Regions from separate parts of the Homo sapiens genome. Here region 1 is linked to region 2. A link is an interaction called in ENCODE POLR2A ChIA-PET data of the cell type or tissue named here. Cell type or tissue: Panc1. All regions are shown on one strand. Links, peaks and the distances in the headings refer to the core of each region. The heading gives the core; the rest is flanking DNA. Region 1 has its middle 7.2 kb from the start of RPS6KA1. Region 2 overlaps ARID1A (AT-rich interaction domain 1A).

Region 1 (8,329 bases), core at 308-8,307, 200 kb after region 2:
GGCTAATTTTATATATATATATTTTTAGTAGAGACGAGGTTTCACCATGTTGGCCAGTATGCTCTCAATCTCCTAACCACATGATCTGCTCGTCTTGGCCTCCTAAAGTGCTGGGATTACAGGCATAAGCCACTGCGCCTGGCCTATTATTATTATTATTTGTAAAGATGGGGTCTCGCTATGTTGCCCAGGCTGGAGTGCAGTGGCTATTCATAGACGCAACCATAGCACACTACAGCCTTGAACTCCTGCCCTCAAGCAATCCTCTTGCCTCAGCACACCAGGGGATGTGGCTCAGGCTTTCTACTAGATGCTGAGAATATAGCAATGAATAAATTAAAGTCCTTAGCTGGGTACCTGTAATCCTAGCTACTCAGGAGGCTGAGGTAGAATGATCCATTGAGCTCAGGAATTTGAGACTCTAGTGAGCTATGATCACACTATTGCATTCCAGCTTGGGCGACAGAGTGAGACCCCATTGCTAAAAAATAAATAATAAAATACATAATAAATAAAGTATTTGCCTTTACGGAGTTTACATTCATTGTGGTGTAACTAAATAAATAATGACAGCTAACACTAACATAGCACTTACTATGGACCAGGCACTGTTCTATGCATTTTTTACCTGCATAAACTAAGGTAGTCCTTGTAATCTTATGTGTTATGTGCTATTATTCTCTCCAGTGTACAGATGGGGAAACTGAGGGCAGAGAAAGTAAGCATCCCATTACTTGGGTCCCTCCAAGGCCACAGGACTGCAGCCAGGCGCGGTGGCTCACGCCTGTAATCCCAGCACTTTGGGAGGCCAAGGCGGGTGGATCACCTGAGGTCAGGAGTTCAAGACCAGCCTGGCCAACATGGTGAAATCCCGTCTCCCCTAAAAATACAAAAAAAAGAAAAAAAAAGAAAAAAAAAGTAGCTGGGCGTGGTGGCGGGTGTCTGTAATCTCAGCAACTCGGGAGGCTGATGCAGGAGAATCACTTGAACCTGGGAGGTGGAGGTTTTAGTGAGCTGAGACTGTGCCATTGCACTCCAGCCTGGGCAACAAGAGGGAAACTCCAACTCAAAAAAAAAAAAAAAGCCACAGGACTGAAAAATGGCAGAGCTGAGAGACAACCTGACAGTCTGGCTCCAGAGTGTGTTATTAATTTATTTTTTAGACAGAGTTTCACTCTTGTTGCCCAGGCTGGAGTGCAATGGTACCATCTCAGCCCACTGGAACCTCTACCTCCCAGGTTCAAGCCATTCTCCTTCTGCCTCAGCCTCTCGAGTAGCTGAGATTACAGGTGCCCACCACCATGTCCAGCTAATTTTTTGTATTTTCAGTAGAGACGGGGTTTCACCATGTTGACCAGGCTGGTCTTGAACTTCTGACCTCAGGTGATCTGCCACCATCGACCTCCCAAAGTGCTAGGATTACAGGTGTGAGCCACTGCGCCCAGCGCAGAGTGTGTTCTTTTGTTCACATAGTCTCCACCTCCCTGATGAGAAAAGGTGAGGACAAAACAGACGGCAGCCTGGACCAGAGTTGGCAGCCATTATTCACATCAGTGTGGGGATCGTCCAGTTCAGTTACCTGGAAGCAGGTTGTGATGCCCCAGCTCTTGCTGCTCCCAGTTTGAGCTGTTATACTTGAACATATTTTGACTAAAAGTGTATGTGTTGTTTATCTGAAATTCAAATTGGGTATCATGTATTTTGGTTTGCTAGATCTAGTAATTGTACTCAGGAATTGGAACAGATCGCACGTAGCTGCCAGATACCTGGCTTGGAGTCAGCCACATTTAAGTTAGGAAGAGAGACACTGAGACCCACAGGATGAGGGTCAGGGGATGGGCCAGAGAGGTGGGGTGGATGGCAGGAGTAGAGGAGGTGAGGGAAAGCAGGAGTGGTTCTACCTTCAGCTTTCTCCCTTCCTGGGTCCCTGACCCTCTTTCTTCTCCCTCTCAAAGTAATCTCCCTATCAAGAGCATCCTCTCACTTAAGGACTGATTGATTGGTTGTGCTTTCAACCTTTTATGAATAAGCTTCACTTCCTGTGTCCCCTCTCCCATGAGTGGGTCATGCTGGTAAGAGGGGAGCCCAGAGGACATCTGGGCTCTACCTGGAGAGCTTCTCTAGGGGTCAGCTTGCCCATCTCTGGAGTAGGCATAGCAGTCACTCATCAGAGAGCTGTGCAGAACAAACTGTAGCCCACAGGTACAGATGCTGCTAAAGTTTCAGTGCACAAAAGTGTGCTCCACCTCTCTCGTGGCTCCAGCCACACTGGCTTTCCTTCAGTTCTGCCGCAGGGCTTTCGCACATGCCACTCCTTGTACTTGAAACAGTCTTCTTTGTTCTTCAAGCCAGCTCAGCTCTACATCACTTCCTCCAGGACATTTTCCCTCACCTCCGTAGTACTCATACCCATAGCAATCAATACTTGACAGTGCTTCTCAAAGTTGTACTTTTTTACATTTGTTTATGTGACTATTTGATTAACATCTGGCTTTTTTTTTTTTTTGAGACAGAGTTTCACCCTCGTTGCCCAGACTGGAGTGCAATGGCACAATCTTGGCTCACTGCAACCTCTGCCTCCTGGGTTCAAGCGATTCTCCTGCCTCAGCCTCCCGAGTAGCTGGGATTACAGGCGCCCACCACACACCAGCTAATTTTTTGTATTTTTAGTAGAGACTGGGTCTCTCCATGTTGGTCAGGCTGGTCTCGAACTCCTGACCTCAGGTGATTTGCCCACCGCAGCCTCCCAAAGTGCTGGGATTACAGACGTGAGCCACTGCCCCCGGCCTACATCTGGCTTTTAAATTAGACTGTAAACTGTGAGAGGGCAGCTGTTGGGTCTTGTTGGCTCTTCATTGTCTTCCTGACACCTGACACACTGCCTGGCACACAGGTACTCAAAAAGACTAAATGAATGATATGTCCAACATCACCCAGCTATGCAATGGTAAATTTGCAACTCAGACCCAGGCAATCTAATCTCATGCTCTGAAATGCTACACTCTGAGTGATGGATAAATTCTAGCTTTTTTTTTTTTTTTTTTTGAGACAGGATCTTGTTTTGTTGCCCAAGCTAGAGTCCAGTGGTGCAATCATGGCTCACTGCAGCCTCAACATCCTGGGCTCCAGCAATTCTCCCACCTCAGCCTCCCAAGTAGCTGGGACTATAGGCATGCACCACTACTCAGCTATTTTTTTTTTTTTTTATTTTTAAAAGATTTTTGTAGAGACGGGGTTTCGCCTGGCCTTGAGATGTTTGTTAAATGAGTGACTTGTGAGTGTGAAAGGGCTTTGCTAGACACAAGTGAGGCTACCACTCTGCGCCCTGTCAAAGAGGCAGTTCTGGCAAGGAGCAGGGGGCTGAACTGACAGGGGCTGAGGGCCGGGTTTTGGGTCCCTCTTCTGAAGCCTGGGAGGTTTTTCTTTTTCTTTTTTTTTTCTTTGTTTGAGACGGAGTCTCTCCCTGTCACCAGGCTGGAGGGCAGTGGCGCGATCTTGGCTCACTGCAACCTCCGCCTCCCAGGTTCAAGCTATTCTCCTGCCTCAGCCTCCCAAGTAGCTGGGAATACAGGCACCTGCCACCACACCCGGCTAATTTTTTGTATTTTTAGTAGAGACAGGGTTTCACCATGTTAGCCAGGATGGTCTCGATCTCCTGACCTCGTGATCTGCCCGCTTCAGCCTCCCAAAGTGCTGGGATTACAGGTGTGAGCCACCGCGCCCGGCCGAGGTTTTTCTATGATGTTCAAGAGCAGAGGTTCTGGAAAGGACCTGTCCTGGGGAGAGGGTCTGTCATCATTATTCTTTCTTGGCCTCTCAGTAAAGGGTATTCCTGGCTAATGTGTCTTTAACAGGTGGAACAGGATGAGGAGAATAATCACAATGATAGTTACCTTTAATGAGCGATTACAAAGTGCCAGAACAGAGCTGAAACTTTAAATAATAATAATCACAAGTGGGGTGCGGTGGCTCATGCCTGTAATCTCAGCACTTTGGGAGGCTGAGCCAAGAGGATTGCCTGAGCCCAGGAGTTTGAGGCCAGCCTGGGCAACATAGCAAGATACCATTTCTACTAAAAATAAAAACATTAGCCAGGCATGGTGGCGCGCATTCATAGACCTAGCTACTTGGAGGCTGAGGCCAGAGCATAGCTTGAGCCCAGGAGTTTGAGGTTGCAGTGAGCTATGATTGAGCCATTGCCCTCCAGCCTGGGCAAAAGAGCAAGCTCCTGTCTCAAAAAAAATTAAAAAATAATAGTAACAAACTATGAGTGCTTATTGAGAGAGCCCTATGTAGCCTGCCTGGAGCTGAGTGTTTTACAAGTAAGAACTCATCAAATCACCCCAATGATACAATGCCATGAGACAAAAATTATTGTCCCATTTTCCAGATGAGAAAACTGAGGCTTAGAGAGGGACAGGATTGCCCATGGTCAGACAGCCAGTAAGTATTGCAGCTGGGCTGGGAACCCACTTCTCTCAGACCTGAAAGCCAGTGCTCTTGATCACTTCACTATGCTAAGTTCAGAAAGGGGTCCAGGAGAGCTCAGTGTGCACACAGTGGGTGACAGTGATGGAGCAGTGATGGAGTGATGGAGGGGGCAGAGTCTCTTGTCTGTCTCATCCCTCATCTGAGGAATGGGAATGGTGTCATCCTTCTGCTTGAAATCCTCCTGCGCCTCCCCCATCACACTTCAAACAAATCCAAAGTCTTGGCCAAGTCTGTGAACCCCCCAGGCCCCGGCCCACTCCGTCGGGCACTCTCTCCTACCACTCTGTCCCTCGTTCGCCGCTCTCCTGCCACCGGGTATCTTTGCGGATCACTGGACATGCCTGGTATGCTCCTGTCAGGCTCTGCTCCTGCTATGCCCTCCACCTGGAACATTCTTTCTCCATTTCTCAGGGTTCACTCTCTTACTTCATTCACACCTCTGCTCAAATGTCACCTCCCGGAGAGGACTTTCCTTTTCTTATCTTACCTAAAATAGTTCCCCTTGGCCGGGCGCGGTGGCTCACGCCTATAATCCCAGCACTTTGGGAGCCTGAGGCGGGCGGATCACTTGAGATCAGGAGTTTGAGACCAGCCTGGCCAACATGGTGAATCCCTGTCTCTACTAAAACTACAAAAATCAGCCAGGCATGGTGGCGCGCATGCCTGTTATCCCAGCTTCCTGGGAGGCAGAGGTAGGAGAATCACTTGAACCCAGGAGGCGGAGGTTGCAATGAGCCAAGATTGCGACATTGCACTCCAGCCTGGGTGACAGAGCGAGACTGTCTGAAGAAAAAGAAAAAAAAAGCTCTCCATCAGCTATATAACCTACGTTATCTTTTTATTTTTCATGGCATGCTCTTTACTAGCAATCCTGTTGTTTATTTACCTGTTTGTTTCTCCCACTAGAACAAAGCTCCATGAGGCAGGACTTGTCTGTTTACTGCTGTTTCTCTGGATACATTTGATATATTGTAGGCCCTCAAAATGTACTTGTGAATGGAGCCACACCAACCTGGGCTCTAATCCTGGTCTGGCTACCTCCTAGCTGTGTGACTTTGAGTATTTCGGTTAACCCCTCTGAGCCTCAGTTTGTGCCTTAGAAAACTAGAGGTGGCTATGAGTATTAAGTGAGATCAGGCAATAAAATACCTGTGTGGCACCTGGCACACGATAGGTGCTCCATAGAAATGGTAGGTGACAGCCGGGTGTGGTGGCTCACGCCTGTAATCCCAGCACTTTGGGAAGCCAAGGCAGACAGATCACGAGGTCAGGAGATCGAGACCATCCTGGCTAACACGGTGAAACCCTGTCTCTACTAAAAATACAAAAAATTAGCCGGGCGTGGTGGCGGGCTCCTGTAGTCCCAGCTACTCAGGAGGCTGAGGCAGGAGAATGGTGTGAACCCAGGAGGTGGAGCTTGCAGTCAGCCGAGATTGCACCACTGCACTCCAGCCTGGGCAACAGAGTGAGACTCTGTCTCAAAAAAAAAAAAAAAAAAAAAGAAGAAAATAAATGGTAGGTGACAATCACAGACTTCCTTCCTTCCCTCCAAATTCTTCCCCCTGCAAAGAAGGGAGAGAGCCAGAGATTGGGGCCTGGGGTTCACTGAGTGGGTTCTGCACTTGTGTGCAGCGAAGACATGAGGCCTCAGCCTGGAGGGACTCCCCTGACTGTGGTCAGGGGATGAATGAGAACGAAGCCAAAGAGGGAGTGGTCAAGCCTGGTGAAACCCGTCTCTACTAAAAATACAAAATTAGCCAGGTGTGGTGGTGCACGCCTGTAGTCCCAGAGACTGGGGTCTCACCATGTTTCCCAGGCTGATCTCGAACTCCTGGACTCAAGTGATCTGCCTGCCTGAGCCTCCCAGAGCGCTGGGATTACAGGCATGAGCCATCATGCCAGGCCTAATTTTAAAAAAAATGTATCACCGAATGGACAAGACAGGGGTGTTGCTGAAAATGTCAGACTCAAATTTGGATAGCAGCAAGAAGAATTTCTTTGAGGGGGAAGTAGCTGATGAGGAAAGTGTGATTTTGACATTGCTGCCAGTTAAAGATGACCCAAATATGGAACAAACAGAACCAAGTGTTTCTTCAACTTCTGATGTCAAACTGGAGAAACCTATGAAATACAATCAAGGTCATCTACTTCAAACAAATTAACAATTTACAGCTCCACAAAAAGCTAGATGCAAAATACCAGCTCTTCCCTTGCCGACCATTTTGCCTCCCATTAATAAGGTGTGTTGGGACACTTTGCGGGACTGGTGCCAACAACTCAGTTTGAGTACTAATGGCAAGAAAATCGAAGTTTATCTGAGGGTCCATAGGCCTGCTTACCCTGAACAACAGCAAGATATGCCTGAAATGTCACAAGAGACCAGATTACAGCGGTGTTCAAGGAAACACAAGGCAGTGACCAAGAGAGCAAGGCTTCAGAAAACTTATGAGATGAATGAGAGAGCAGAAGAGACGAATACAGTCGAAGTGATAACTTCAGCGCAGGGAGCCATGTTGGCATCAAGGGCAAGAATTGCTGCAAGAGCTGTTGAGCCTGAGGCTGTGAATTCAAGTTCCATTCCTGTTTCTCTTGAGGCCTTTTTGATGCAAGCCGCTGGTGTCAGGTGGTGTGTGGTCCATGGCAGACTTCTCTCGGCAGACACAAAGGGTTGAGTACGCCTGCAGTTTCATGCAGGTCAGGCTTGAGTGCCTACCACTCACAGGAGGATGATTTCTCTCTTCTTGTTACCTGCCTGCATTTTCCCATCCCCAGGCACAGAAGATAATATGTTATGCCCCAACTGTGCTAAGAAGAATAAGAAGATGATGAAAAGATTAATGACAATAGAGAAGTAGCAGCCATCTGTTTGAATGAAATGTACTAGAGAAGGAGGGATGTACTTTCGGACCATGTAAACCTATTATGAAGGAATAGAAGAGGAGACAATTTGAATGAATCTTTGTGATATACAAAACAAAAATCATAGTGACTAGGACTCCACAGTGAAGATGGTTGATAGTGACACAGCCCCATCTGAAAAGCCCCTTTCTGTAAGTCTGAAAACCCTTTAAAATAAAGTCACAGCAATCGGCAAAAAAAAAAAAAAAAAAAAAGAGAGAGGGAGTGGTCAGAGAGGAAGAGGAGGAACAGAAGCATGCAGGTGGGATGGTCCAGGACTGCAGAGGGTCAAGGAGAGCAAGGCAGAGAATTAGGCAGTGAGCTCCTCCACAGAGCGGTACCTCTGACCTGGAGCCTGGGGGTGAGGCCAACTTTGGTTGCTGACATTAGAGAGGACAGGAGGCGACAGCAGAGGTGACACAGTAGCAGGAAGAGTTGGGAAGGGAATTGGAGTTAAAAGGGGCAGAAGAGGGAGCAGCTGATCACCAACAAATAGTTACTGAGCACCAGCTACATGCCAGGCACTGTTCTAGGCACTAGGAATACAGCAGAGGAGAAGACAGTCTCTGCCCTCTAGGATAGAGGCGCACAAACTGGCCCACATGATAAATCTGGCCTACTGTGTTTGTATGCTTGCAAGCTAAGAATGGGTTTTAGATTTTTAAATCATTTTAAAAGTCAAAAGAAGAATATTTCATGACATGTGAAAGTTATATGAAATTCATATTGTAGCATCCATAAATAAAGTTTTATTGGAACACAGCCACGCTCCGTTTACGTATCGTCTATGGCTGCTTTCTCACCACAACAGCAGAGTTGAGTAGTTGCAACAGAGACCATATGGCCTGAAAAGCCTAAAATATTTACTAGCTGGCTCTTTCGAAAAAAGTTTGTTCAGGGGGTGAGGGGTTAGGAGAGGGACAGCATTAGGAGAAATACC
Region 2 (8,329 bases), core at 320-8,319:
TACTGTACATGCCCAGCTCTATGCAATGGCATCCTGCCCTGCCCTCCTGTCCACAGTGGCTTCTAGTAACAGAAACTTGACCTTTCAAAATGAAGCCACTTCCCATATCTTCAGTACACTTTGATCTCTAACATTTCTAAATGCCCTATTGTAAATCCAGTTAGCATCCTAAGATTTAACACTTAGTTGCAGCTAACTATTCCAACTAACTGATTGCATTTCTCAAGACTAACTTCTGGGAAGCCAGAGATCAGGTGTTTTATCTTCAAAGCTCTCCCAAATACCAAAGTACAGAGCTTGGGCTCAGTGACTGTTCAATGTGCAATGCTGTCCTATTCCAAAAAAGGGTAGGAGACACTATGGGGACAAAGCCCAAATCAAACTATCTAGCCATAAAGCCAGGGTCATAGCCTAAATCTAACCCTAACACAGGGGTTATGACTTTGAAGGTAGAAAAAAAGTTGGACTGAAGTGAAAGATGAGAAAGAAGGATGAGAATATTCAAGGGAGAACAAGCACACTTTAAGAATAACCTGGCTGGGCGCAGTGTCTCACGCCTGTAATCCCAGCACTTTGGGAGGCCAAGGCAGGTGGATCACTTGAGGCCAGGAGTTGGGAGACAAGCCTGCCTAACATAGCAAAACCTCATCTCTACTAAAAACACAAAAATTAGCTGGGTGTGGCGGCACATGCCTATAAGTCCCAGCTACTCGGGAGGCTGAGGTATGAGAATCACTTGAACCTGGGAGGCGAAGACTGAAGCGAGCCGAGATCGAGCCACTGCACTCCATCCTGGGCAGCAGAGCAAGAGTCTGTCTCAAAAAAAAAAAAAAAACAAAAAAAAACAAACCCAAGGCTGGGCGCAGTGACTCATGCCTGTAAATCCCAACATTTTGGAAGACTGAGGCAGGTGAATCACTTGAGGTCAGGAGTTCCAGACCAGCCTGGCCAATATGGTGAAACCCCGTCTCTACTAAAATACAAAAATTAGCCGGACGTGGTGGCGCACGCCTGTTAATCCCAGCTACTCAGCAGGCTGAGGCAGGTGAACCACTTAAACCCAGAAGGCAGAAGCTGCAGCGAGCGGAGATTGTGCCACCGCACTCCAGCCTGGGCAACAGAGTGGGACTCTGTCTCAAAAAAAAAAAAAAAAAAAAGGTTTATACCAGAGAGAATTTCAGAACTGCAGGGGCATCCTCATATACACTGCTTAAAAACAAAAGGCTAAGGACAAGTCACCTTTTCCTCTCTCACACGGAGGCCTGCGCTCCCAATTGAGTACAGCTACTTACATGGGGGCTATAAAGGGTTCAAGGAATGTCCCACCTCAACTTTAGGAAATCTTTGTAGACCAAAAATAAATGTACATCAAAGAAATTTTTATTCTAAAAATAAAATTAATATGCTTTCTTTTTCTGGTCGTCAGATTTTTGACTCCCTCCCATCACAAAAGGCTTATGATCAACAGAATATGCAGCTTATTTGGCAAACTAAATATATATTCAGTTCAAACAATCAGATTATTCTGATCTCATGTAAAAGTTAGACATCTGCTCAAATCAGAAGGGGAGGTGAGCAGGGACATAACTCACACTTATGACATTTAAAACCATCGTGAAATATTTGTGATTTGCAGTTACAGATGAAATGCCATCTCCCAATCTCTCGTAACAGAGAAGGGGCCTTAAATATTCACTAATCAGTTTTATTGGAAAGTAGCAATTTCAGACCAGAAAAATCCCTACATGCAAGATACAAAAGCCAGTATCAGCAGTCTGCAGGCACAAGGCAGGGGATGGAAACTCCAAACCCTAGCTGCAAAAAGCCAGAGATTCCACTCTGGGAAAGACAGAGGAAATCCTTTCAATGGGAAACCACAGGAGTAGATTACTGTGATTACACTTCAAAAGCAAAGGCTCTGCCACAGAGACACATAATTGAGAGGAAAATGCTGCCCCTTGATCAGCAAAGTCGGGCCCCCTGCTATATACTCTCCTGCATTCATAAAAAATAAAAATAAAAAAGGGGGAAAGAGCCATAAGAAAACTCCTCATCTCCATCTACCACTTACCACCTCCTTCCAGATCACTGGCCATGTTATAAACTGCCTGCCAAATGAAATGTATCAAAAGATGCAGTTTAGGGGCATCAAAGGCAAGGATGCCTAGCAGCTTGTCCTTCCGAATATATTCAGAACAAACAGCTAGCAGACAGACCCCTTGCATAGGGAGTTCCCCTGCTCCAAGCCAATAGAATTACAAGACCCTCCAGACTAGCTGGCTACTGGAACCTCTTACAACTTCTTATTGCATCAAGGAAAACCAAAATGACCCCCAAAAACGGCTGAAATAACAGACTAGACTTTTAAGGTAGACCTGGGCTGAATGTCTTATAACCCAAAGTAACCACTTTGTGAAACTCACAGATTAAAATAGCTGCAAATTCTCCATCTGACCATGACCGAGGAGAGAGCAGAGAAGACAGAGCCAAGAACTCAAAACTTCTAAGCAGAGATATACCATTCACAAAAATGTACCACCCGTGGCAGTGGCACCAGGAAAGAGAAACTTCATAATTTTATTTAAATAAAAGTCCAACTGAGGAAAGCTCCAGTTCCAATCCAAGGAAATAGAAAGAAGTGACCAGGCGGCAACCCTAAGGAGCTAAATTTAGTACTCAACAGTGCCAAGGGCCAGCAAGAATAAGAACAGAGAGGGTTGGGCCAGGAGCTGCCAAAAAGGTGTCCATCAGAGAGGAGAAGTCTTGACCACTACTCATTTTATCATCCTAAATGCTAACTAGTTGGGGCTAGTGTAAACCTAGAGCTATAACCTTGGCTTTTGGACATTTAAGTATTATTACTCCTTGTGCTTTCAATTTATTCCTGGCTAGATTTGTTATATGACTTTTAATAATAATAATTAAAAAAATGCATCCCTGGCTCTTTAACCAAAAGAACCCCCCTAATTGATTCCCACAGTAATTAACCTGCATTTTACCTCAGAGAGCGGTAGTTAAGGAAGTCGGCACTGCTATTTATAACTCATCTCAAATTGAGGGCAGACTGCCTAAAATCTAACACATCCCAGCTGTACTCCTGTTTGAACTGGGGCCAAGGGAATTTTTTAAAGCAATCTTGGCACCGAATGAATGACACCAACAGTATGAGAGCGCGAGTGGTTGTGTTGTGGTGACGTAGCATTGGAGGTGGAATGGAGAGGGGGGCCAGTGTACTGTGATCCCTCTGGTGCATGCCTGCTGCTTGCTGAGTCCCAGTACAGTAAGCTGGGAACCGCCCACTGAGAGCCAAACACAGGAAAAGGCTTTTCCTGTGGAACGCCTTGAAGTGAGAAACACATGGCTAATCTGCATAAACTCGAAGCCACACCGCCCCTGCCAGGAAGGTTAGTGCTCGTAATCTCTGGCCATGAAGCTGGCTGCCTGGGAGGACTTGGACTGGCGCCTGATAACCCAGAAAGAGCCGAGAGAACAGATGGGTAAGGACCCCAGCAGAAAACAGCCCCAGGTCACATGACTCGCCACATGGCCCCGCCAGCACAAACTATTGTCTGGCTTCAGAGCTCCCTATACAAAGGCACCCCGTCCTCCGCTTCCTGTGATTCCAGGGACAGGCGACAGCTGTTGATCCAGTTCCAGTATGGGACCCTCCCCTGTGATAGGGCATTCCAGGCAGGGGCAAGTGTAAAAATTAAGGCCTCTCCCAACCAACAGCTTTCAGCTTCCTGCCAGCTGCACGTGGCTCACTTAGATCTCAGGAGTAATATCTTAGGACAGACTAGGCTTCCACCAAAAAAATCACCCTATGTACCCTGGTACATAAAATGACCAGCATAAATCATTCTCATTGTCCCTTCTCTCCCCAGCCAGACAACTGTATCTAACGCCCCTTATCCTGTCTTTTCTATATCCCCTAGTATTTCAGACCTTCTTTGAAGACTAGTCAAGAACCCCTAGCCCCCAATTGAGGAGAAATTGTCCAGAAACATGTTTGTCTTAGTTTTACTCCTAGACCCCGCCTCCTAAAATAAGGAGACTACCTTCATCTTGTTTTAAATAGTGGGGAAACATGACTTTTTATATGACCTAGGACAATAAGAGATTTCTAACCTCCTATTTGGCCTCAACAGAGACAACACTAAAGATTTCCTGAAGCCAAGCTGATGACAGGAAAATAAAAAAATCTCATTAGATTATACCAACACCTGTCACAGGGAATCAAACCCACTCAGCCTATGATTCTCTTCATTCATAACCTAGGAACCATAACTCAGTTTTCTACTTCACAATTCCTTCATTCTAGTTCATTCAAGTTCTAAACAAACTGACCATCTGCCTTTGGTGAGAGAGGAATCAACAACTAGTTTGCAACTACCACTCCCCAAAAAAGTTTTGTTTTTTAAAAATTCTTTCAAACTTCCATAAATTTCCAAGTGGAATAAAAATTGGCCAGACGCAGTGACTCACGCATGTAATCCCAACACGTTGGGTGGCCAAGGCGGCAGATCGCCTGAGGTCAGGAGCTTGAGACCAGGCTGGCCAACATGGTGAAACCCCGTCTCTACTAAAAATACCAAAATTAGCCTGGCATGGTGGCACGTGCCTGTAATCCCAGCTACTCGGGAGGCTGAGGCAGGAGAATCGCTTGAACCTGGGAGGCAGAGGTTGTAGTGAGCAGAGATCACACCACTGCACTCCAGCCTGGGTGACAGAGCAAGGCTCTATCTTGAAAACAAACAAAAAAAACCACCACAAAAATCAGTGAAAAGTTCTATCTACCCCATTCTGCTTACAGAAACCATTCTAGAAGATCAGACACATTCCCCTTTGCAGACTTAGCCCATTCCAATGATATCCCCTGAAGCACTAGCCTGATCAAACCTCCAGGAAGGCGCTTGCAACCAGATGTCAAACCAAGAACATCTAGAAAGTGATGTAAAACAAGACAAAGGCCTCATTCTCTTCTGGGCTTAGAGATATATAGACTACCATATCTCTATCCTTCCAGACCAGAAGATAAGAGAAAACTCACTAAGGTTAGAAGAAGGAGACCAAAAGGGGAAGAGTCATTGAATCATGTAGCAAAACTCAATCAGATTATGAGAAACAACCATAATAACCACCTCACAGCTGTCTACCAAAAAGAGGCATGCCAGAAAAACCACAACCAAGTGACTGATGCTTCTTCACTTCTTTGGCACCAGAAAGGGCCCTTCAAATAAAGCAGCTACAGCATCAAACTAATGAATCCCAACAAATGATAAGTCCTTCTCTCTTCATCCAGGGCACTTTCATTAGCCACATTTTCCATAACAGGTGGCTATCATCATTTCCAGAGAAAATGCTCTTCCTAAAATGATGAAGATCACTTTTTCCTAAGACTAAACTTAACCAATTTCTCCCTATTTCAAACAAATTACAAAAGCCACTAAGGAAACCAAGTAACTTCTCTGGAAAAAATCCTTTCAGGTACTGCTTAAAACCAAGGGTTGCCAGGCGCGGTGGCTCACGCCTGTAATCCCAGCACTTTGGGAGGCCGAGGAGGGCGGATCATGAGTTCGAGACCAGCCTGGCCAATATGGTGAAACCTGGTCTCTACTGAAAATACAAATATTAGCCGGGTGTGATGGCACGCGCCTGTAGTCCCAGCTACTTGGGAGGCTGAGGCAGGAGAATCACTTGAACCTGGGAGGTGGAGGTCACAGTGAGCCGAGATCGCACCACTGCACTCCAGCCTGGGTGACAGAGTGAGACTCGGTCTCAAAACAAAAACAAAAACAAAAACAAACCAGGGTGACCAAAACAATAGTAAGACCCCAAGAAAACTATGAAACAAGAACCAAAATGTCATCTCATAAAATTAAACGTCCCCTTCTTTACAACTTTTTATCTCAAAAGGCAGCAGTACAACCAGGTGCAAAGAGCAGTAAACTGAGAGGCAGTAAGTACATCTGGGGTCCAATCCCAGTTCTCAGACCAACTTCCTGAGGGAGTGGTCAAGACAATCAACCAGGTTGAACCTCAACCTCCTCAGCTACTCAATCCAATTCTACCCTCCAGATTCTTAATTAGCAGGTCTGGGATGGGGGCCGGGCCAGGAATCTTTTTTTTTTTTTCTTTTGAGACAGGGTGTCTCAATCTGTCACCCCGGCTGGAGTGCAGTGGTGCAATCATGGCCCACTGCAGCCTCAACCTCCTATCCTGGGCTCAGGTGATCCTCCCACCTCAGCCTCCTGAGTAGCTGGGACTATAAGCACATGCCATCATAGCCAGTTTTTGTAGAGATGGGGTTTCACCATGTTCCCAGGCTGTTCTTCAACTCCTAAGCTCAAGTGATCTGCCAGCTTCAGCCTCCCAAAGTGCTGGGATTATAGGCATGAGCCACTGCGCCCAGCCAGGAATCTGTATTTTTAATCTTAAGAGAGTCTCGTATCCAGTCTGGGAGCATTTGGGCTACATGCCCAAAGGTTAACTGACAATCAAATAAATTAAGGTTGTACCTTTTTTTTTTTTTTGAGATGGAGTCTTGTTTGCTCTGTCGCCCATGCTGGAGTGCAATGACGCCATCTCAGCTCACTGCAACCTCCACCTCCCGGTTTCATGTGATTCTCCTGCCACAGTCACCCTAGCAGTTGGGATTACAGACCTGTGCCACCAGGGCCTGCTAATTTTTTTATTTTTGGTAAAGACAGGATTTCATCATGTTGGCCAATCTGGAAGGTTGTACCTTTTTTTTTTTTTTCGAGACAGAGCCTCGCTCTGTCACCAGGCTGGAGTGCAGTGCGTGACCTCGGCTGACTCCAACTTATGCCTCTCGGGTTCAAGCAATTCTCCTACCTCAACCTCCTGAGTAGCTGAGATTACAGGTGCATGCCACCATGCCCGGCTAATTTTTGTATTTTTAGTAGCAACGGGGTTTCACCATGTTGGTCAGGCTGGTCTCAAACACCTGACCTCGTGATCCACCTGCCTCAGCCTCCCAAAGTGCTGGGATTACAGGTGTGAGCCACCACGCCCAGCCCAGTTGTACCTTTTTTTTTTTTTTTTTTTGAGACGGACTTTCACTTTTGTTGCCCAGGCTAGAGTGTAATGGCGCGATCTCGGCTCATTGCAACTTCTGCCTCCCGGGTTCAAGCAATTCTCCTGTCTCAGCCTCCCGAGTAGCTGGGATTACAGGCGCATGTCACCATGCCCGGCTAATTTTTGTATTTTTAGTAGAGACGGGTTTTCATCACATTGGTCAGGCTGGTCTCCAACTCCTGACCTCAGGTGATCTGCCCGCCTCAGCCTCCCAAAGTGCTGGGATTACAGGCGTGAGCCACTGTGCCCGGCCTCAGTTGTACCTTTTTAAAAAGAAAAAAAAAAAAAGTATAGAGTTTCACACCACTTTAAGCAAGTCACTTCATCCCTTGGCACCAGAATCATCTTTAAACAGGGATTAAAAACTGTTTAACAAAAATATGAGACAGTTCAAACGATAAGTATGTGAAATGCCTGTTATAGTGCAAATCCATCTCCAGCACAGAGTGTCTCTAGAATTCAGATGTACATTCGTTTTCCTTAGCCAAACAATGGTCTGAAGAGGGCAGTGCCTGGCCAGTAAAGAAAAGCTAGAAATGCACCTCAGATTCCCAAATGAGCAGCACTTTCAGCCAAAATCAAGCTTCCCCAAATTCCTATACTCAGTCTCAGATTTTTCTGGTTCACCTGGGCAAGTATCGTAACATACTAATGCTTTACTTATTTATCTTGTTTGCTATCTGTATCCTTGACTAGAATATAAATTTCAGGTAGGCAGAGATAAGAGATATGTATACAAAACAAACAAATGCTCCCCTATGCCCAAAAGCAGGAAAGGAAAGGGGAATGTAGAAGAGAAAGTGAAACTCTAGTGGCCTGGCAATTCCTGTCCCTATTAATGCTGAACTGAAATGCTTTGGATCTACAGGAGTACCCCCCATTATCCTTGATTTTGCTTTCCAAGGTTTCAGTTACCCACGGTCAACCACAATCTGAAAACATTACATACAATAAGATATTTTGAAAGAGAGAGACCACAATCACATAACTGTTGTATTTTATCATTAGTTATTGTTAATCTCTTACTATGCCTAATAAATTAAACTTTATCATAGGTATGCATGTATAGGAAAAACAAAGTACAGTCAAACCTTTGTATCCATGGGTTCTGCATCCACAGATTCAGCCAGCCTCAGATCAAAAATGTAGTTAGTAGGCCTACGATGGTTGTGCCTGTACTGAATGTGTACACTTTTTTTCTTGTCATTATTCCCTAAACAATATAGCATAA

What was found. ChIA-PET counts read pairs that join two places held together with the same protein. Peaks named below come from ENCODE experiments on the same cell type or tissue, not always from the same donor. Only the 100,000 strongest peaks of a DNase experiment are listed, where the experiment ranks them.
Region 1: POLR2A ChIA-PET joins it to region 2 with 5 read pairs; 7 of 35 experiments call an interaction of 5 or more read pairs at or near these places.

What each region holds. Positions count from the first base shown.
Region 1 is chr1:26,518,371-26,526,699 of GRCh38, reverse strand. It overlaps the pseudogene DPPA2P2. Among named protein-coding and RNA genes, the nearest start is that of RPS6KA1, 7.2 kb to the left of the region's middle. In Panc1, for the core only: no CTCF peak of the experiment used is centred there; no DNase peak of the experiment used is centred there.
Region 2 is chr1:26,718,681-26,727,009 of GRCh38, reverse strand. All of the region lies in intron 1 of ARID1A (AT-rich interaction domain 1A), which reads right to left. Among named protein-coding and RNA genes, the nearest start is that of ARID1A, 27 kb to the right of the region's middle. RefSeq lists enhancers at 1,041-1,620, 1,621-2,200, 2,201-2,780, 2,596-3,881, 2,669-3,910 and 2 more. In Panc1, for the core only: no CTCF peak of the experiment used is centred there; no DNase peak of the experiment used is centred there; H3K4me3 peaks cover 423 bases; H3K27ac peaks cover 1,127 bases.